Linked DNA regions of Homo sapiens: region 2 is linked to region 1. The links are chromatin loops, found by intact Hi-C in ENCODE. Cell type or tissue: ascending aorta. All regions are shown on one strand. Links, peaks and the distances in the headings refer to the core of each region. The heading gives the core; the rest is flanking DNA.

The links. Peaks named below come from ENCODE experiments on the same cell type or tissue, not always from the same donor. Only the 100,000 strongest peaks of a DNase experiment are listed, where the experiment ranks them.
Region 2: a loop joins it to region 1, with 4 times the contacts of the local background. A loop is called at or near these places in 3 of 110 quality-filtered maps.

Annotation. Positions count from the first base shown.
Region 1 is chr15:91,919,396-91,931,019 of GRCh38, forward strand. All of the region lies in intron 2 of SLCO3A1 (solute carrier organic anion transporter family member 3A1), which reads left to right. Among named protein-coding and RNA genes, the nearest start is that of SLCO3A1, 72 kb to the left of the region's middle. In ascending aorta, for the core only: no CTCF peak of the experiment used is centred there; a DNase peak (open chromatin) is centred at 7,157; H3K4me3 peaks cover 941 bases; H3K27ac peaks cover 2,486 bases.
Region 2 is chr15:91,977,777-91,989,400 of GRCh38, forward strand. The region is part of intron 2 of SLCO3A1 (solute carrier organic anion transporter family member 3A1); the gene reads left to right. Among named protein-coding and RNA genes, the nearest start is that of SLCO3A1, 130 kb to the left of the region's middle. In ascending aorta, for the core only: a CTCF peak has its summit at 4,848; DNase peaks (open chromatin) are centred at 2,881, 3,245 and 6,390; H3K4me3 peaks cover 484 bases; H3K27ac peaks cover 5,918 bases.

The DNA of each region.
Region 1 (11,624 bases), core at 2,535-10,534:
AAAACTGGATGAATGGGGACTCGGCTCTGCTGGCAGGCTTTCACTGCGGCATCATGCGGCACCCGGACTCACAGTGCAGCCAGACGGTGACCCGTGGGTGGCACGTGGCACTCTTTGTTCCTAGAGTGACTACATGGGCGCAGTGGCAGTGGAGACCACTGGGCCCCTACTGAGGTCGGAGAATCCATTCTTTGGGAGTCTAGTCATGCCTCTAGCTCCATGTTGTGATCTTCCATTAGCCCAGTTTTCTTAGCTGTCCTTCTGTTTCTCTAAGTTCAGAACACAAGTCGTATTTGCTTTTTATGAAAGTGTAAGTAGGATGATGGAATGGGCTTACTGTGCCCTTTCATTAGGTTGCCCCCCTTTTTTTTTTCAAGGAGGAAAAGGTGAAATGGGAGTACTAAAGATTTCTCAATAACTTTATTCCTAGTTAAAAAGCATTACATGTTCACCGTTTACAATTTTGAATATGTAGAAAAAGAATAATTAGAGAATATTGTAGCTTTATGGTGTACACAATTCTATTCTCTCTTCTGCATTAGCATGCTTTTCTATGAAAATGTGTTCAAGATAAATGATGTTTTGTGTAATTTCATTTCTCTTACTATTTCATGAGCATTTGTTTGTTACTATTCTATGACATTGCTGCATATATAATCCCTTCTGAATATATACGACAATATTTAATACTTTCTATAGTTGGACATGGATTTTTAAAATATTTGCTGTTTTAAACAAAGCAGATAGGTAAACTGTGATTCCGAGAGGTTGAGTAACTTACCCAAGCTCATTTACCTGGATAGGGCTGGGCTGTGGGTCTGAAAGTGATGCTTATTTCAGGTATGTCTGGGATCTGCTCACGAGGCTGGGATGGGAGCTCAAGGGTGGTGCACGGTCCAGGGAGTCAGGTGCAAGCCAGGGCATTCCACGAGACAGCCCGAAGCCTCCTGGGCATACAAATTGCAGCAGGAGCCAGGAAGGTGGGAAGACAGCAGTGTGTCTGGAGTCCAAGGAGAGAGGTGCTGCTGAAATGGAGAATGAGTGTCAGAGCCAGAATGGAGTATTGGAGGTAGGATGGAGAGAGAGGAAGGTGGTCCTAGCTAACGGTTCAGGTCTGAGTTCTGTAAAGAGGTTGCACCCCTGTTTCATAGTGCTTTGAGCTGAGATGGCTGCAAATCAGACCTTAGACATCTGGGGCAGGAGCAACTGATCTGTTGCATCTTTCGCTCAGCTCTTTCCAGCAGTGTGGGCGCCATACCTTCACATGCCATTCATTCTGTTTTTTGAACCGCAGTAACCACTAGGAGGTTTTTTTAAGTGTTGTGTTAGAAATAGGCCACCTTACAACTTCCCATACCCTGGGTTCTGGTTATGCCCTCTGGATCTACCATGAATAATCCCTATCCCTCTTCCATATTTTGATGGCTCCCCAAATAGTTGAGCACTAACCTTTCATGGGTAGGCGGATGGTATCTAAAGCTTAGTTAGCTCTTCGGAGCTAAGACCTTTGCTCCATGCTTGATGGATTTCCTACCATACTTCCTTCTTAAGAGGGATGCCAAGGGCTGGGGAGCTCATTACCAGAGGACAAAACCAGATGAATGGGGGATGTGGGATATGGCGTTGTATTAGTTTGCTAGGGCTGCCCTAAGCAAACACCACAGACTGGGAGGCTTAAATGACAGAAGGATATTTTCTTATAGTTTTAGAGGCTGGAAGTCTAAGATTAAGGTGCCACAGGGTTGGCGTCCTCTGAGGTCTCATTCCTTGAATTTCAGATGGTTGCCTTCTACCTGTGTCCTCACGTGGTCTTCCCTCTGCATACACATCCCTGGTCTCTCTGTGTATCCAATTTACTCCTCTTACAAGGTCGCCAGTCACATTGGTTTAAACCCACCCATATTAGCTCATTTAACCTTAATTGCCTCTTTAAAGGATCTATCTCCAAATATAGTCAGTCACATGCTGATGTACTGGGGGTTAGGGCTTCAATATATGAATCTGGGGGAAGGAACACTATTCAGCCCATAACAGACACCAAAGAGATTAGTACCAAACCAAGACTACACTCCTGCCTCTTTGCCAAAAGTTTTCGGTAAGGAGCTGTATTGTAATTTTTCTCTCTAAGTACTTGAGGAATTGATGATATAGTTTTTTTTTTAAATAACTTTTAAAAATTACAGAATCACAAGTTGTGGCAAAATACAGGAAAGTCCCCTGTATCCTTCTTCCTGTTTCCCCTGCTGTTGATGTCATGGTAACTATCACACAGTAGCAAAACCAGGAAGTTAACATTGCTGTGATCCATAAAATTTATTCAGATTTCTCTTTTTTTTTTTTTTATTCTTTTTTGACATGAAGTCTCACTCTGTCACCCAGGCTGGAGCACAGTGGCGCCATCTTGGCTCACTGCTGCCTCTGCCTCCTGGGTTCAAGTGATTCTCGTGCCTCATCCTCCCGAGTAGCTGAGATTATAGGTGCCTGCCACCACACCCGGTTACTTTTTTTTTTGTATTTTTAGTAAAGACAGGGTTTCGTCATGTTGTCCAGGCTGCTCTCGAACTCCTGACCTCAAGTGCTCCGCCTGCCTCGGCCTCCCAGAGTGCTGGAATTACAGGCATGAGCCACTGCGCCCGGCCAAGATTTCTCCAGTTTTATATGTGCTCATTTGTGTGTCTGTGTATAGTTCTGTGCAATTGTATCAAATGTGGATGATGCAGTTTTAAGAATGCAGATTGGGATCAAGATGAAACCAGATAATTTTGAGTTGTGTGTGTTAGGCAGACACACGCGCGTGCACGCACACACACACACGGCACAGAGACAGGCTGGCAGATTCTCCTGAGGATGGATGTTCTGGAGAGAATGGGAGCTGGCCAGCGGAAAGGGGTTCTTTGAGAAGGGAGGCTTTGCTGTTTGCCTGAATACACAGAACAAGTGCTCTAACTCAGGAGGCACACGTATTAGACACAAAAATGTGTCACGTTTTCTTTGTTTATCACTTATCCTGAACCCCAGTGCAGCCCTCTGTGTTTCCGTTAATAATGCAAAGAGAATAATTCTCAGATTTCATCTGCCAAGTGTTTGATTAGTACGAAGGGCCCCCGAATACTGGCCAGCAACCAAAGAGAACCAAATTTCCTTTCAGAGCCCTGGGAGCAAAGAGTTATTTGCCTCTGATGAGTTTTTATTTTAACTTGACATTGGGTAAAATGTGTTTTAACTCTCCAAAGAACGTGGATTGGGTATGGATCAAATATACTGTGACTGAAGTTCATCTGAAAAAATAATTAAAAAGCCATCTCTCGTGGGAGCAAGCATTGCTCATTATATTCTTGCAACTTCATTGATATTGAAGTTTCCTTCGTTAATTTCTTTTTCTAAAATAAATGGCACTATAAAAGTGGTCAGTTTGTTTTGGCCATATTCCATTCCCTCTCCCCAGCTGCTGGTCGCATGCCATTTTCAGTGTGTTTGTAGCAGCCTGCTAGGAAACAGCCTGTGGCTCTTACCTGGTGCTTCCATATTGCCTGGGCTGATAGGTGTTTCTCATTCATTCGCAGCCACTCATAACTCATGCCCTGTGGTTCATGGCATCACCGCTGTGCCTGCTGCCTGGGTGACCTTTGGACAAGACTCTGTGGGCTCTGGAGCCCAACAGTCTTGAAATTGAAATCCTGGCCCCTCCACGACTCCTGGGTTTTGGATGAGTTTCCAATTGCCCTGAGACTTTTGCCTTTTCAGTAAAATGGTCTGGTCTACCTGGCCAGGCTTTCCATGAACGTCAGGTGTCCTGTACACGGTGGGGATCAGTAAATGCTGCCCTTTTCATCCTTATGGTCATAGCATCTCCATTTCCAGATGTAGAAATTAAGGCACAGATGGATACATGACTGAACTGTTTAAACGCAGGAGCAGATCTTTGGACAAGAGCCCTTGGAACCTGATTTTCAGCCTGGGATGTGATCCATCTTATAGAGCTGAGAATAGCAACCTCTTCAGTCCTGAATTAAACCAGCAGCGCTCTTCTTTTCCTGAAGACCCCCTCCAGTGGCTCATCTCAAAGTGCATGAAGTGCTAGCATTGCCCCAGGCAGGAGGAGAGCCAGTTTGTATTAATTTGGAGGCAGCCCAGAGTATGGCCATTGCCCCAGTGTGATGTATGGATTGGCTTTCTGGGTTCTAGCATGTCGCTTCTTAATTTGGAAGCATATTAGCTCAATTTTCTTTTAAATAACGTATTCTTATTTTAGTAACATTGAGAAAAACAGAAATGTAATAAGAAAACCTAAATAATATGTAATCCAGATACCTATAGAAAATTATTGTCAGTAGTTAGGTATATTTTATTCCAGCCTTTTTTCTTTGTATATCGTTTTGCTTAGTTAAAAACCATACTATAAATAAACCTGCTTTTTATCAGTTGGCATATTATAAAGTTTTTCCTGGGTCATAAACAATATACATCATTTTAGATAATTGCATATTATTTTGTCAATCTAGAAATGCTGGAATTTGCTAGTTGGGCATTTAGGTGATGAATGTCTCTGTGGCTTTAGCCTTGTCGACGTTGGCTGAAAACTTTAAAAGCTCAGGTTAGTTCAGATAGATTCAGTGTGAGCTGAAAGCCAGCCCCCTGGCCCTGCGGTGACTTTTTCCAAAAGATAAATGAGTGAGGCCAGGAGTGTCATGCAGACGGGCTTTGGGCCGGCTATGGGTGTTGGCATTCTTGTTTTGAAACCCCCTTCCACATCTGCTCAGGGGTCACAATCTTAAGTGCTGAAGGGGTGCAGCTGATGAATGAGAAAAGCAGACAGTGTGGAGCCTGGGGAGCTGGTCCTTGCCTCGTCCTTCACCATTTGTTGCCCTGTGGGAGTGCAAAGTTAGTGTTTCCAGATCTTCTGATTGTTAAGAGAGGCTGGAAATCCGTATTTTTCAAGAGGATTGAGTTGCCAACTCATTGAAATCTTCTCCAAGCCCTTTGCGAGTCAGCATTGGTTAGCATGTCTCGAACACATGGTAGCTCAAACACACACGGTAGCTTGCCATGGTGGCAATTTCAAATTGCATTCATTGATTTCAAAAGACCATCAATTTCAAATTGCATTCATCTTTTGAGTTGCAAATAAATAAAACACGAAAAAAGAAAAGAAAGGAAAGCTGTCGCACATTGTGAATGTCACAGCCAGAAAAAAAGTGTTCTTCGCTGTGGTTCTGAATGTTAGGGGTATTGGATTTGGAGGAAGAGGACAGGGGATCTTGCACGAACAGAGGACAACCTGGCAGGAGTGAGGGTAACACCACTGCTGAGCGGACCCACTCCTACTGACACCTTGCTTACTGCCTCACAATGATGGGGATTCCCAGGATTGGAAAGAAATGAAACCATTTTCCTAAGCCAGAGGAAGAAAAGCACGGTTCAAGGTTCCCCGAAGAGAGTATTGGGATGCAGAAACCAAAACCATTTGTGGCTGGTTGGGGCCTACAGATATTTACTGTGTGTGCAAGAGCATCTTTGTGAAGAAACTTTAGAACATAGCACTGAAGTGTTTGATAGGCAGGAAATAGGACCAGAGAGGCCCAGGATGACCTGAAGAAAGGTGAAAGTCCATGTGAGGGAATTTTCCTTCCAGAAGGATGTCAAAGAATACTGCTAGTTACTTCTTTACTCCGGCTTCCTTACTGCACCTGACTGGGGAAGGCACACCCATCTTATTTGCTTTTCAACTGTGGCACAGGTATTGTTCTTAAAAAAGATTTTGAGACATTTCCTCTAATAACATGCGTATTGTTTCTCTTCAGTTAAGACTGTTTACTTTTCTGAGAGAGAATAATCTTGGCTTCATTTTCTTTTTGTCCTTTTCACCTACAAGAAGCATTCTGTGAGAGCAGATGGCATGAACGGTTTGGTTTCTGTCGAGCATTGTGTTTTGCTATTGTTAACACTGGGATTTGAGGTTCATGGTCTTCCTCCTTAGTGGGAAGTAAGTTCTTCATTGCTAGATAATTTTTTAGTGTTAAAATGCCTCACAGAAGAGTCTCTTGTGAATATTTGCTTTTGTCTGTCTGTCCAGTACCTTGTTTTTTTTTTTTTTTTTTAACTAGGAAACTACCTCTCCCATCTTAGGTGGTTGCTGTGGGTTGCAGAAGTGGCCATGTGGTCAGTCCGGGCATGGTCAATTGTGACACAGAGAAGGTCTACAGTAGTCTACAGTGACAGGCCCCAGAAGTGGGCCAATCAGAGTCCACTGTGGGGCGAGAGAAGTGGACTGAGAGAAATGGACCATCTTCTCTTGTAGGACTGCTACTGAAAGAACTCTGAATACCCAGAGATTCCAGTGTCCATCATTGCTGCCACATGCAGAGAACTTGCCTAAGAATGAATGAACTTGCCTACAGAGAAAAGTAGACCAAGGAAAAGGGAGAGCAAAAGGGCTTCCTAGATCCAGCCGTGCTTGAAGCTAGCATCTAGCCCTTAGAATCCTAGTCACTTGAACACATAAATTATCCTTTCCAACATCTACAGCTGCCAGGTTTCTGCCTCATCAGGCTTGAGTGCCTGTCATGTCATAGGAGTTGGTCTGGATTGCTTCCCTCTTGAGGTATAACCAAGCATCTTTGAATAGGGATAGAGTCCAGGGGAAACTCAAGTAAGGCATTTGTTCTCTGCTCAAAGTGCTAGTTCTTTCACAGTACAAAGATTAACCACTCATGAGACTCTGAAGAACCCCTGACCCTATGCATAAAATGAAAGGGGCTAGCTTGAAAGCGTTGGCTTAGCTCTTCATTTCGTTATTTCAGAGGCATTGAAGTTACAGGACTTAGATGCCAAAAGGAGTATCCCCTCTCCACCTTTCTCCCTACCTATCAAAAACAAACAAAAGTATTTAAAAATAACCTGTTGGCAGGCTTTGTGCAGGAACAGTAAGTGTTTAATAGCACATTGCGTATGTGGGCAGGAGCATGTTGAGCATGCTCAGTTTATTCAATGGCTCGTTTATTGAATGGAAAAAATATAACCAATCCTGGCTCTTTTACTTGACTGCAATTGCCAAAGGTACCTTAACTCCCTCAAATGACTTCATATTGTCAGGAATGAATAAGCTAAATAAATGAGTATGTTCCATTCCCAGCGTGGCTTTGCCATTTCATTCCTGCCAAGCCGTGTGTGTGTGTGTGTGTGTGTGTGTGTGTGTGTGTGTGCGCGCGCGCACGCCCATGCTTATTTTAAACCACATAATAGACAAATATGAAGATACCAAAGCCTTGGGTGGCTAGTGGACACTCATCAAAATCGAGATGTATTTCTTTAGCGCTCAGATTCAAGAATCTGGCTTCAGAATGTCAGGAGTCATCGTTGGCTGCTTGAAGCTAAAGGTTCTTGGATGTGCCTTGCGGGAGTCGGGGCCATAACCTTTTCGAATTATGTGGAGATTTACGTGTATATGTACCCTGGGAGGAAAGCTTTGACTGGATTGAATGAGGTTCATGACCCACAGAAGGTTAAAACCATATAAAGACCTAATGTTAGACTTTGGTGACAGGCATTTTGGGGTGAGATAAGTCTAGCTAGTTGAGGTGAGATAGGCTGTATGGAGTGACAGATGGCATTTAGAGACTGGAATGTTGTTCACTGTTCAGCTCTTAGCTTGTTTTGCTCCCTGGAGAGCCACTGTACTTACAACAGGAAGCATATAAGCATCACTTAGGCAACTGTGGTGAAAAGTCAGAATGCATTCTCAGCGGCATTGGAGACACCCCTCGGCCCTCCACTCCCCCGAAAATTCCTTTGGGGCTGAAATTTTCCATCCCTTCTTTCAGCCTAACCGTGGGTGTTTTGGGTAATATTCAGCAGATTTTCTGTGCTGGTTTGAACTGATGCACAGATAGGAAAATCAAAACTTTTTTTTTTTTAGTTCTAAAAGCAAAAACACTTTAAAATGGCACTTGGATCATTAATAGAATCTGAACTCTCAAAGTCAAAATTTTCCATGTGTTCTTACTAAGAAAAAGACTCACTGTTGGGGCAATTAAAAACAAAGGCAGAAAGTTGTGAGGGACTAAACAATTCTGGGGACATGAATGAACTGGCCAAACTTTTTATTGGCAAACCTTTTATGGGATAGTTGGTGCATTTGAGAAACCCTCTATTTTATACCACGGCCTCCTATTTCGGGTGTCGGGGGACTGAGGGAGGATTGGCGTTGCACTCATTCTGATGGCTCTCCAAGGAGAGATACTTTTCTCCCTTTCTCTCTGTAATGTTCCAAGCAAGTGGGGCCAATGGGTGTGATTTCTCCCTGCTTCCCTTTCTGGGCAAGATGCTATTACCATAAGAACATTCACGTTTGCCCACCTGCCTTGTGGGTTGTTAATGGAGTTTACAAAGGGAATTTGGATTCTCAGCAAGAGGTCTCATTAACACAGCAAGGATCTAATAGATTCTAAAATTGCGTATGGACACTGGAACCTTTTGAAACCTGGTGGTGTCTATTATTAGATCTAAATCATTTCGCCAACCCTGGCCTCAGGCTGTACATTTGTATCATGGGGCAAAGAGCCTTCTCTTCATCAAGGTAGATCTACCATATTGATTGAAGAACATGTTAATACCTGTGATTCTGGTGACAAGACAAGGTAAAAAGGCTATTAGGCAGTACATAGAGGAAAATGTCTCCCACATTGGTGCTTTTATTTTATTTTTAAATATCAGCCTTGTTACTGGTTGTGTGTTTAATACTAGGATTCATTACTATCATAAAGAGAGTTTAACAGCTGTCTGCTTATTTAGACAAGTGCGTTAAGCACAGGTGAGTTTGAATAGTGACCATAATACCGCTGAATACACTAGCTCCCATTTATGGGGTCGCAGCTGTTATGACATACAGACAACCAGTATTTTGCATATACTCTCTCACTCCCTCCTCATAAAGCCCAAGGAGATAGAGGCTGTTATTCTTTCTGTGTAGGTAAAGGAGCTAAAGTTCATGGGGCTTAAGCAGCTTGTTCAGGGTCATATGGTTAGTGAGTGGCACGGCCCAAGCTACAGTCCGGTCTGGTCTCCGTTATCCCAAGGGCCTTATCTTTCCCATCGTATGCTACCCCTCCACCATCCCCAGGCATGATTACATCCACACCAGGATAATATAGGACCCCAAGAATGTCACACTAAGTATGAAAAGTGACTCAACCCAACTACCTAAATAGGTATACAGCTCTTTCTCAGTATAGTACCCACCTGCGGTGCTTTGTCATTTTAGCTGTAAAGTATGAAATGGTGAGGCGTTTCTAGGCCAGGAGACGTCTGATGGGTCTGGGGTATTCAGGGCCTAGTTCTGTGGGAATTTTAAAAACTCTCATCAGATAAAGCATTGCTCCCACAAAAAAATCATGTGAGTTGTTTTCAAAATCTCCTTGTAGTAAAGTGAGAGAAGCTCACTCACCAGACGGTTTTGTTTACACTTCAGGCCTGGCAGCATTTAATTGGTATACATTCACTGCACTTATGCAACTTGGACTTGAGTGTTTCACTCCCAGACTTGATGAAGCTGACTTGCTTTTCTGAGCGAGTCAGGAGTGATTTTAAAACATACTAGACGCCAGCGGGGACAAAAATGGTAAGAAGGTAGGGCAAGAAAGACTTCATGGATCATGGATGAATACATGAGAAAGAACAAGAAGTAGAGATAATGTAATCCCCAAGACCTTTCCTCATGGGGAAATAATCAGCATGAGCAGTTATTGAGCTCTGTGGTGTTCTGAAGACCCTCAGGAGTGGCGTGTCCACATACATGAACTGTGTTTGCAGAAGAAGGTGGTTACACGATGGATGGATTGGGAGTGGCAAAGGCAGGCCTCCTTAAGGCATCCTCAAGGATTTGACGTCCAAGTAGGTGAACTCTCTTCCAACTCTATGTCCTGAAGCCACATTTTCCCGAAGTCATTGAGATAGCGTTTTGGTGACCTTCAGAAAAAATGACAGTCTCTTACTGGTCCATCTTGGGGAGTGAAGAGAGGGTCTGGAGATTAAATTGGGTGAGGGACCACGTGTTCCATGTTGGAGCATTGGTGCAAAGTTGGGAGACTCAGCTCCTCCAGCTTATGATGACAGGTTCATATTTCCAGTCTTTTTTTAATTAAAAAAGTTGTAAATTTTGGTAAAATATTCATACAGGTCACCATCTTAACCATTTTCAGCTGTACAGTTTGATAGTGTTAAGCACATTCACATTGTTGTGCAACAGATGTCCAGAACATTTTCATCTTGCAAAACTGAAATTACCTCTTCAACAACAACTCCCATTCCACCCCCTCTCCAGGCCCTGGCAACCACCATTCTACTTTCTGTCTCTATGAATTTGACTACTCTAAGTGCCTCAGATAAGATCGTAGAGTATCTGTCTTTTGTGACTGGTTTATTTCACGTAGCAGGTTGCTCTCAAGGTTCATCCATGTTGCAGCATTGGGTCAGAATTTCCTTCCTATGTATATTATATACCAAATATTCCACTCTATGCTTAAAACATATTTTGTTTGTCCATTCATCTATGAATGGACATTTGGGTTGTTTCCACCTCTTGGCTATTGTGAATAATGCTGCTGTGAACATGGGTGTGCCATGTATTTTCAGCCTTATAAAAGTATATCTCCATCTGGGTATCCTAAGGTGTGTTAAACTCAGTAAATCCATAATTCATCTCTTTAATTTTCTCCCAGGTTTGCCTTATTGACCAGCCTTGTCCTCCCCTCTCTCTTCCTGCATTTAAAAGCTCCAGCCTCTCATGGATCAGGGTTCCTGCACCTCTCTGATGTCTGGTCCCCAGCCTCCTCTACTCGTCCCCTCCCTGCCACAGGTCAGCTCTCAGCACCTCTCAACTGGACCACTGCATCTACCTCTGATGAGTTTCACTGTGCCCAATCCAGCCTGTCTCCAAGTTGTCCTTCACATTGCCACTGTTCCAAAGCAGGCTGTGAACTTTATGAACCCAGAGAGATGTGCGTTGTTCTGGAACCTTTGTTACAAAGGTTCCAAGAGCTCTGCATGGGATTTAATTTTATTTTGTTACATGCCCAATGAGTAATAACCATATGGTTATGTGTATTAATATAATGCATATGGTGAGATTATAGTATTGTATTTTTGAGACACTTAAAATAACCTGACTCCATTTTAACAGAGGTGTTAAATTTAATTGTCTACATTTTATTCATTCATTCAACACATATTAATTGATAACTTACGATGTGTCAGTCCCCGTACAAGGTGCTGGGGATACATGGATGAATCAGACCTAGCTTCTGTCTGTAGGAGTAATAATAAAATCACCCAATGTTTATTAAGCACTTATTGTGTGCCAGAGACTGGGCTAAGTTCTTGACATATATTATCTGGTGTAATTCTCAAAACAACCCCTGAGTTAGTTTTTATTTGCCGCGCTTTATGGGAGGAAATCCTGATGCAAAGAGCTTGAGTAAAGGGACACCTTGGGGATTGGAGTCAAGGGGGTTCTTGCTCCTCACAATATTCTCAACTACTGTGTTTTCCTGCTTCACAGCAAAGTGTACCAGCGAGTGTCATGCAAAAGCCAACAGTTTGAAACAGGAAGGGCAAAATGAAATGAAACA
Region 2 (11,624 bases), core at 1,174-9,173, 57 kb after region 1:
CCTAAGATACCTCGACAAAGAAAAATCAGAGAAGGTCTTTTGCAAGCAAACCTTATTAGAAATACTTTTTAATGGTTGAGATTAAAAACATATTTCCTAAATGATCCTCCCAGGAAACTCTGAAGTTCTTGAGGACAAAGACCTTGGCTATCTTGCTAATGTTGTCTCCCTGAACCTTGCATGGGTCCAGGCACTGAGTAGGCACTCAGTAAACACAGAGTATTGACTCAGATCCTGAATATTGAAATAATTGATTATTGAATCAGATAATTTTCCAAACAAAATGAATACCACCCTGTGCTTCTTGTTTGTTTTCTCCCATCACCCATTTCTGGGGAGTTTTTCAGGTTTCGCAGGTAGACCTAGGACTAGGAACATTGCTAAAGGTCATTGACCAAAGACAGAACTTCAGTCAGTTACTGGAGGTCTTTTCCCCCCTGTAAATGATAGGCCATCCTGCGGTACCCTCCCTTCTCACTGCTGTTTAGGAAAATGGATTATTTCTGATTCAGACATTTCCAGTCCTTTAATTCTTTCTTTCTCAGTGAACTAAGCTCTTTTACTCTTCAGTGAAAATGGCACTGTGCACAAGTGTCTGGCATCCACGCAAGGAAAAAGCTTTCTGTGAACATGTGGCCTTTTAGATTGAAGGCAGTGATCTTTAGAGTTCTTAATTACCCAAGCCACCAACTCATCTAAGCCCTGGTCCATACTGCAAAGAGGAGGGAAGGATTTGGATGTCAGTTTAAGCCTTGGCGTCTGTTCTGTATTCAGGGCTCATAGTACAAATGTGTTACTTTTTTCCCCCCTCAGTGGAATGTATTTTTCTTACTTTTCCCTCTCTAAAACATGCATGTGCCTTAGAATTTTCCCATTGGAGTTTATTTATTAACCCAGGTTTACCTTTTTATTATATGTTAATGATTTTACTAAGTAGATAGATTAAACTAAACTTATAAATTATTAATGGATTCATATATGAATACTACTGTTAGGAACAGGAGTCTCACAAAGGTTCAAACTTTCCACGTATCAGTATCATCTAGTTCAAGGGTCAGCGAACTATGGCCCACGGGCCAAATCCTATTGACCATATCTGGCCCTTTACAGAAAAAGTTTGCCAACCTCTGGTCTAGTTCAACACTTAGCATAAGCTACTGCTCATACCTACCCTATTTTGGCCTGTGTTCTGGCACTGATTGATTACTAAAATTGGTTTGCCATTCTCAATTCTCTTCACTTGTACTAACTATCATTTATGACTTCAGACCTGCTAGTTAACTTCTCTGAGATACAGGTACCTCATTTGCAAAAAGGGGACATAATGCAGTTTTCATCATTAAGCATCAAGCGAGTTTACATATACGGGTTTAGTACCCCTTAGCCCCAAAAAGCTTGGGACCAGAAGTGTTTCTAATTTTTTTTTTTAATTTTGGAATATGTGCATGTGCATGATGAGATATTTGGGGGATAGGACCCAAGCCTCAACATGAAGTTCTTTTGTTTCATATACACCTTATGCACATAGCTTGAAGGTAATTTGATACAATAGTCTAACTAATTTTGTGCATGGAACAAAGTGCTGACTGCAGTTTGACTGCAACTCATCACGTGAGGTGAAGTGTGGAATTCTCCACTTGGCAGTACTCAAAAAGTTTCAGATTTTGGAGCATTTTGGATTTCAGACTGGGGATGCTCAACCTGTATAAATAACCTTAGCGTGTTGTCTGGCAGTTAGCAGAACCTTTCTTCTTTCTACCTCTTCCCTAAAGGGTATGACCATTTATCCACGGAAAAAAAAATTGAATGGCACTGCCGTGTAGAAGTAAATTTGCTGTCACTTATCCTGGGTTTAAATCACTGTTCTGCCACTTACTAGCTATGTGACCTTGAGCAAGAGGCTTTATCTCATTAAACCTCCTCTAAAACCAGAGATAATAATAGTATCTATGTCCTAAGTACAACTGTGACTCTTCGGTATACAATGCATGTCAAGTGCTTAGCGTAATGCCTTGCACCCAGTATATACTAATTAAATGGTAGCATCTATTATTGTCATCAGTGTTATTAGTAATTTCTTAGGGTGTACAAACTATTGGTGAGGATCATGGCATTCATCAGCTCTACCCACATTTGCCAACATCAACTCTCCTAGTCAGCCAAAACTTTTGCCACTGAGCTTCACTTAAGCAAGCAAAGAAAACATGTTTTCCTGGGGAAAATGAATCTAGAGCTTCACCATCCGCATTTGGTGCATTAGAAATATTCCAAAAGGAAAAGCAACAGAGAGGCTGGATTTGCACATTTCTTTCAAACTGCTGCCTGATTCCCTTCACTCTTCCTGACTGCATTGTTAACAAGTCCTCTCGGCCTCAGCTGTCCCTGTGTGACTACAGTAGTGCCACTCACATTTCTCAGGGGTTGGTGTGGGGAGAGGCCTCGCTGCCCCGGTGGAGCTGCCCAAGGGACATACATTCATTGGTTTGCTTCTTTATTCATTCGCTTCAAATTTATTTTACTGTGCTGGGTGTAGAGGTAACACAGGATATTAATACCTAGCCTTTTCGTTAAGGGGCTCACCATCTTGGACCCCAGTTTTGAAGATACTGGAGAGGCAAGAGTTTGGGGGCTGGGAAATCTGAGAGTTTAAAAAAAAAAAATCCAAGCAAAGATGGTGAATGGATTCGTAGGGTGATAGAGGGGAGAAGGGGGTACTCAGCTGGCCAGGGATGAAGCTTTAGTTGGTATGAAGTTTCTAAGCTCATTCCTGTTCTGAGTGGGTCCTTTCTAAACATAACTCCTCGACTATAAATCCCTTTTACTCCAGGGATCATTCCATAAGAAGCGTAGCCCTGGCTGGCTTTGCAGTTTTCTCCCTCACACCATGCAGCTATTATTGGGCACGGAGCAGGCTGTATGCACTAGGAAGTGAGTGTGTCTCTTGGTGCCCTGGTGCCCCTTGAACAAACACAGTCCCAGGAACAACTGGACTTCTGTGCAAGCTGAACTTCTGTTTCTACTTCTGTGCAAGCTGAACAAAGGCACCAGCCTACTTTTCCCAGGTCCGGGAAAGACTCCAGTGCACCGTGATGCTGAAGACGGAGGTGCTTCCCTTGGCCTTGGGTCCAGGTGACCATAATTCATGTGCAGAAACTGGCATGACCCTTTATAGAACAGTAGATTCCACTGGGGCGAAATTACTGGCAGCTGTGCTTTTCTTGTCAAACACTGGCTTGGGAGAGCCAAAAATAGATGGTCCTGGGACCAGTCTGGGTTCAGGAAGTGGCATGAGCAAGTTGCCTCCCCCTTAGGGAGAGTGTGCCACATTCCTCAGAGTGACAGGCAGCCTGGGAGGGCAAAGAGCAGGGCAGTGGCCAGGCTGGGGTGGGATGATTCGGATGCCTGGCCTTCCGGCTGCCATGGTCCTTCTCCCACCAGCCAGACCCTCCTTGCTCTGCCAGCCAGGGGCTCCCATTTCTCCCTGCTCCTTTGTGCCATGGCTCACCTCTGACTATGACACTTCTTGCTCAGAAAGCTCCATGGGACATCATCGCTGGGCAAAGAAAGTGTAAACTCGTCCTGTGAGGCCCCTCGGAATCCGCGCGTATCTCATCTCATCTCTCTTTAGACTCCGCTTCATGCCCTTTATGCTCCAGCCACTCCAGACTCCAGCTTGACATTCCCCCAAAATGCCCACGTTTTCCCACCTCATGGCTTTTTCCTCTAGTTCTTCCCATCCTGCAGAGTGCTTCCTACCTGTGCGCATTCCATAAGTCCTTCAAGGACCAGCTCACATTATGTATGGTGATCGTAACATTTATCATCTAAACAAGGATTTTTTCGGAAAAAATTTCACAAACTACCCCTCCCTTTGGGCCGTGAGGTCATGCAGTCACCCAATCCGAAAACCCTTTACAAAGAGGACTGTATCCCTCCTTGTCTGGCTCTCTCAATTTTTTCTTGTTGGAAAGGTTGTCACAGATCCCCCTGCCACAGAGTGTGGACATCAGGGTAGACACTTAGTTTCTGCTCCAGGTTCTAAGCTCCCTGAGAACAGACACAGTGCCCAGTGAGTCTTGTCCCCTTACCAGTGGCATGTACAACCCGTTGCCCAAAGTTGATGCCCATGGACCCTCAAAGCAGCTGCTTGCTGGTGAGCACGCTTTGATGCTGCATGGCTGCATGCTTACATGCCTTCTTCTGTCCCCAGCACCACTTGTTGAAGTTATGCACATCATTGCAGGAGAGGGGCGTGCCCACAGCTGCAAAGTCCTTGGCGTGCAAGGTGAGGACTCTGCTTCAGCCAGCATGCCAGATTCTGGCCCTCAGGCAGCTGCCCAAAGAGCTCTTGCCAATGCCGTGGCTCTTGCTAATATTTGATGATTGTCAGAGAGGGACCACCTATGGGTCATGCCGGCCACACATTCCTTTAGGCAAGAAACCCAGAGTGTGGCTTCTTATTTTGCATCAAGTTAAGTCACTTAGCAATCAGGGCAGGGCCCTAGTTTTAAGATGGCTTAGCCCACACTGGAGTGTCTAGTTAAGTAACAGGTTCACAGTCCAGCCTTGGCTCTGGGGAGGGCTTGTAGGCGAAAGAGTTGTAGTTTCTTTCGACAAATCTGCATTTGCTATAAGAGCTAATTAAAGATTCCTTTAAGGGTTCATAAGATTGATCTCCAGTTAAGCAGTATTTTCAACTCTTTTTCTTCCTTAGCTGGAGAATCCTTGGTTCAAACAACATCTTGGGTGGACATTCCAAAATGAGAAACAACCAAGTCAAGCTTTTCTGGGCAAAAGCAGTGTTAGGGCTTGAAGTTCTGTGCCCTTGCCACGGGCTCCCTCTATAGAGTTTCTGAGAAAACACCTTGAAAATCACTGCTCTAGAGTTTAATAAGGAAGATGCGTGTCCTGGAATCACAAGTGATTTGAGTTGCTGACAAGTGATTTGAGTGAAGCACAGGCTAAGATGGGTGGGAGGACAGGTGTTGCACACCAGCCCTACAGGAGGTGTTTAATGGATGCTGGTGGGTGGGGAGCTGCACGGGCTTGCCCAAGGCCACTCAGCTCCATTATAAGTCTCCCAAGCCCAGGCCTGTGAATTACACCCAGCAAGGGGATCAGGACCCTCTCCAGGGATGCCTTCCCTGCATCACCTCCACCCCAAACTCCCAGGAACTGAGGGAGTCTGTCCCTTTACGGAATGGCAGCCCCTGCTTGGGCTATGGGAGCAGCAGTAAGAGACTGACCTCATCCAAAGTGGATGATCCTCTCCAGGTATCCCTTGGTCTTATTTCCATTAAGCTGGAGATGGGAGTAGTCAGAAGTAGCAGTCACATTTTAACAAGCTATGTTTTACAAGATACACTTGACCTTTGCTGTAGTGATCAATAACTGAGCATGTACCCTATGCCAGGCATGGCCCTATATGCTGTGCACACACACATTATCTCATTTCATTTTTACAGCGTTCCCACTTTATAAAGGCTGTTCCAATTAAGAATTTTAACAAGAAGGCTTGGTGCATTTCTTGCATCTTTTTGTTAAAGTATGACCCTGAGAATTACCCGAGTGGGAGGCTATTTATTTCTAGAGAAGTTCTCTCTGGCATCCCCAGGAGGAGAGCCAGGTCCATATCCTTTATCCCCATCCCTTGTTTGGCCTGATGGAGGGTGTCTGGCCCTACCTAAACGAGCCTTGGAAGGTTTCACTTCAATTCCAACTTAATCTTTAATTGACTGTCCCGGACAGATTGAGAACTGAAATCCATCAGAACGAAGCATGAGGCTGAATTTCTCCTGAGAGCTCAGCTCACTTTTACAAGTAAATTACTTACATCTTCCTTGAGGCAGTAAAAGCGCATTTGTTTGGTTGTGGTGTGGGGAGGCCACGGGGACTGTAACTCTGTGAAAATCAGTGTTTAAAATGTGTGACAAAAAGCAATAAAATCATGTTGATCGGCATACAAGAGATCAACGTGGAATGTGCCCTGGTAGCAGAAACAGGGTGGAGGAAAGTTGGAATTCACAAACATGTTTATAGATCTCTGGTTTTCTAAGTCCAGTTAGAAGATATTCAACCCATGTCACATTCCTGGACCATAACATTGCTCTGATGTTGATCTAGAAGCTGCCATCTATTGTACAGTTGAATCCGTCTATGGTAACTAGGCTAATCAATCAAGGAGGAAAATCAAGACAGGGAGCTTGTGAGAGTGGATGTGGTTTCTGGTCACAAGGCTTCCAGGTCAGCGCTGTACCTCTGACCCTCCCCAACCAAACAAGGGTTCTGTTTATCCAGACCAGGGGGCCACCAGGTCAGATTTGCAGTCGGTTATTCCCACTGAGGAGAGGGGTTTGTGCTTTCCTGTTTAATTGCTTGTCTGGCCAAGCCATGAGTTGCAGGGTCCACCTCTTTGTTGGCCTTTTCCAGGAGGCGGTAGTGGGAACTCAGTGCGATGACATAAATCCTCTTTCCAGACTATTACTCAAGGTTTGAAGGGAGATAAAGTTAAATTTAACCTCCCACTTCAGCTATTTTCACAAGAAAAATAAAAATTTAAAGCAGATTTCCTGGTGATTCCATCATCTTTCTTATCGGAGATTTACAAATAATTCTAAAAGTTGAGAATTTCTGCAAAGTCTGGATACCCTTGAACCTTTTTCCTGAGAGATAAGATGATGTATTTATGCACATACATTCAGATAAGAGGTTCCAAATGTTTCTGCTTAAACCTCATCGGTAAAGGTTGTGATAAGTACCAACAATACTTTATCAATTTTATACTTGTATTCTTTGATAACATAGAAGGCATATTATAAAATAATCAAACGTACATAAAAAGAGGAGATAAAGGTGAAATAAACAGTATTGTAAAATGTCTTACTAGCCCTGATGGCTTTATACTGTCATCGGCTGATATCTCAAGACATAGAGATATTTAGAGTCACTTAGAGTGACATTTATTATTAATGATTTTGAGTATAAATCCATATTTCCAGTTATTTTATCCATCATTTCACATTTGTTTGCTGAATTGTCATTGCTTTTCAACTTTATGGTAGGGCTGACAAAAGCTTTTACTAGGGGAATGAGAGGCCCTGCCATTTTTTGGTGTTGTGTTTGTATTATTATCTTCAACTCACACTTTTTTTTGCAGTAATCTTTTTTTAAGTGAAATTTTTTCTTAAGTAGATCATACATAGAGAGAAGCACATAAGTGCTTCATCTCAGATCATAAGTGAACAACATGAATTTTCACAAAATTTACACACTCATATGACCACCACCCAGATCAAGGGATAGAACATTCCCAAAGCCCCCATCGTGGCTCTCCAAGTCACTCCCACCCTCTTCTTTCCCAAAGTAACGCCCAAAGTAACCTCTCTTTTGATATCTGTTACCTTTTATTACTTTTGCCTGTGTTTGAGCTTTATGTGAATGAAATGATGGCATCTATTCTCTGGTGTCTGGCTGCTTTTGCAGTACATTCTCTTTGTTGGATTGATCCATGTTGTCACATGTAGTTGTAGTTTATTCTGTTTAAGTGCAGCACTCCATTCTGTGACAGCCCCGTTTCATTATTCCTTCTACTATTGAGGGCATTTGTGTAGTGTCCAGTTTGTGGCTATCATGAATAGTGTCTCTGTGAGCATTACTGTCCCTGGGTTTTGGTGAACATATGCCCACATTTATGTGGGATGCGCACCTAGGAGTGGAATTGCTGAGTCATGAGGTATGTTCATTGTTAGTAATACTGCCCAAAAGTGTCAGTGTACGTTTCCTAATGAGCACGGGTTGAGGAGCAGTTCCACGCTCACCAACACTTGGTATTAGTGTCGTCTTTTTAGCTTTAGCTGTTCTGGTGGATACTGTCAGCATGGTCCTTACGTCAGACAATGGGGTCCCTCAGGCCCTGTGTCACAGAGGGCCCTGCACTAGTGCTCCTCAGGAGTGTGCCAGTTCTGGAGGGTGGTTGCTTGCAAAGGGCCACAGGACCACTTCCAGGGCCTGCTTGTCCTGCAGAAGGTGGCCTGAAGGGGTGGCCAAGAGATGCTTCTCATCAGAGACAGGACGGAAGGAGGAATGAGTGCACGGAGCTGGTTCCTGTGGGCTTCCTAGTCTACGTGTAGGTGGGGGAGGCCTTCGAGGAGCAGGATGGAGCCCTGGGTTGGGGGAAGAGGGTGCCATGACCAGGGTATGGCTCTCCCCCTTGTAACAGGCTTCCAGTGCCAAGGAGGCTGGGAATTCCACATTTGGATCTGGTCCTCTGAGTTTACATTCCCTTGAGGAGCGTGACAAGGTGAAACCAGTGGAGGTGGGCTCTGGGAGCACCTGGTGGGCAGAGGCTGAGTGGCATGGCTTTTTGAGAGATGAGGGAGTACCTGCTAGCCACCATGCTCGGCCTATATTTGCCCTTTCCTCGGCTACTGTCCAGGTAGGGGTGTGATGGTGGGCAAGCAGCTGAGCCTGGGTCAGGGGGTAAAGAGCCTCCCTGGCTTCCTGGGGAAGAGGACAAAAGGTGGGTGTTCACCCCATGGGATTCCGGGGAGATAAGATTAGGGAGATGGGGAAGTGGCTGTGGGTGCCTATTGGCAGCAGGATCCTTTCCTTCCATCCTTGCCTGCCTCCTAGAGCTCACTGTCCCAAAGAAAGGTAGTATGAGTGACAGGTGTCATTTTAATTCTCTAGTAGCCATTTTTTTTTAAAGTATGCAGAAAGAAGTAAAATTCATTTTATGTTGACCTAATAGAGCCAAAATATAATTTCAGTAAGTGATCAATGTGAACATTACTAGTGAGACGTTTACATTCTTTTAAAAAAAAAAAAAAACTAGGTTTCAAAATCAGATGTGGGTTGACACTTCCAGCGCACCTCAGTTCAGACCAGCTGCATTGGTTAACCTCCTGGACAGGGCAGCCCCAGAGGGGATCATGGCCTTTGGTGCGAAATGAAGTTAATTTGGGTTTGTACTCTCCATAGCTATTTAATATGAACTGTTGCTTTTTCATAGTTTTGATTTTGTTATGAAGATATATTTGTAAAAATAGGAAGATAGAACATATTTTAAGTTTGTTAGGTTGAATTTAAACTTTTAATGTCAAGGCATATGGGGAGAAGGGTATCTCCATTTGTACCTTTGCCCATAAATTCTGGTAGCTGTCAGCGGTCAAGAGAGAGGAAGGTTGGTGGTGGCCATGGTCAGATGCTGTCCATCTCAGTGTATCCAGGCAGGGACACAGGCAAGGACCATTTCTTACTCATCTTTGGGGCTTCACAGCCCCAAAGATTCTTTGCAACCTGAGCAGAAGTTGCTTTTTATCGCTTACAGATTTGACATTTTCTAGGAAGGTGATGCAGGTTTTAAAAACCGTATAGTTGAGAAGAGTGGCAGCAATAATCAGATAATAAGGGAACAAAACCCAGTTCTTTGCGTTGTGTCGGTAGGTGCCACATGAAGGGGGAGCATACATCTGCCTTTTTTTCCCCCATATTCCTAGAGCCTAGTGTTCAGTAGGTGCTAATGAATTAACTTGTTTATTCAACACGTATTTACTGAACACCTATCATGTGTCAGGTGTCAAGTGATGTATTATGCTCTGGGGATACAACGGTGAACAAGACAAAGTTCTTGCTCTCTTGGAATTTATGTATTATTGATGAGAAGCCTGTTTTGTTAATAATAAAGTCAGGCACAGTGGCTCATGCCTGTAATCCCAGCACTTTGGGAGCCTGAGGCAGGTGGATCACCTGAGGTCAGGAGTTCGAGACCAGCCTAGCCAACATCATGAAACTCCGTCTCTACTAGAAGCTACAAAAATTAGCCGGGTGTGGTGGCGGGCACCTGTAACCCCAGCTGCTAGGGAGGCTGAGGCAGGGGGAGTTGCTTGAACCCAGGAGGCGGAGGTTGCAGTGAGCTGAGATGGCGCCACTGCACTCCAGCCTGGGCGACAGAGCGAGACTTTGTCTAAAAAAAAAAAAAAAGATAATAATAATTAATTGTGGTCGCAGCTCAAATGACATTCTGACATTTGATGGATTCTCAAAGAGCTCAGAAGAAAAATAGCAGTTTTCCTGAGTCTTAAAAGATATAATCAGTCAGCAGGCACAAGGGATATTTAAATACCTAAAGGAGGGGTCCTCGTGGCCACGTGGAGGATGTGGGATTTGCCGGCAAAGGATTAAGGGAATCCATTCAAGAACACTTGTGTCAAATTTATTTTGATTTACAAACCCATGTCTGTACCATTCTTTGTCACCTGACAGATAATTGTGTTTTATCACTTACAGATGCAGGCTTTTCTAGGGGCTGATAGCAAGGAGATATACTTTTGAAAAATGGCGTAGGGTTGGGTGCGGTGGTGCACGCCTATAATTCTAGCACTTGGGCAGGCCAAGGCGGCTGGATCGCTTGAGCTCAGGAGTTTAAGACCAGCCTGGGCAATGTGGCGAAACCTCGTCTCTACAAAAAAAATAAGCCGGGCATGGTGGGGGGAGGAGGAGGCTGCAGTGAGCCGTGATTGCACCACTGCACTCCAGCCTGGGTGACAGAGTGAGGCCCTGTCGCAATCAATCAATAAAGACATAGATGAGAAGTGTAGCATCATTAATGAAATAACAAGTGAACGTAATAAATTAACATTTAAAAATAAAACTAATTTTATTTTTAAATGTTATTTTATTTTATTTAAAGAAATTAAAAATTCAGTGAGCCCAAGGAAAACTTGATTACATGGGATGGTTCAGCATGAGACACGATAAAAAGGAAACGTGCAGATCAATTAGTAAAATAATCAAAATCCTGTGGGTCCTTTTCAGTGGTTTTTGAACTTGAGGGGAATAAGAATCACCTGGAGGGCTTGTTCCACCACAGATTGCTGGTCACTGTGCTTATAGTTTGTAATAACTCTAAGGTGGAGCCTGAAAATTTGCAGTCCTAACAAGTTCCCAGGTGATGCTGATGCTGCTGGTCCAGGAACCAGGCTTTGAAAATTCACAGGTTTATTTCATTGCATCACTCATATATGCACACAACAGCTTTATGCTTCAGTTTCATACAGTTAACGCAAGGACAGACCATAAATCCTACTAATGCAGAGCGAGGTAGGATACAGTCCAATCATGGCTGCAAAAAGAATGAGGGGAAAAGCACATCAACTATGTGTACAGTTTTCATCTCTCTCTCATACTTAACTTGGTGTCCTTGACTAGTTTGGCCAGTCTCTTGTGTCTCCTTGTGGGGATATCAAAATTAGGCTCTCCGTAACCTGACTCTTCTTGAATTGGTTCATCTCCTGACACTGCCCTTTTCCTGCAGAAACTACAGGGACCATCACTCGCAGATAAGCCCATTGCTGTTTATTCCACTGTGCCTTCGCATAAGTGTCCTCTATTAACCTGCCGCAAATGTGTGTTCTTGCTTAGGACCCCACTCAGCTGCCACCTCCTCTTTAGGCTCTTGTCTTCTCTATCTTCCCTGTTCCATCTTCTTTCTGTACCTTATATGGACTCCTGCTGCAGCCCTTAACGTACTGTATTATAATCTGTAACATACATAGTCCCCTTCCTATCGTGTGAGCAACTCTGGGGCATCAGCCTTACCTTCTGCAGTTTTGTGGCCCCCGTTT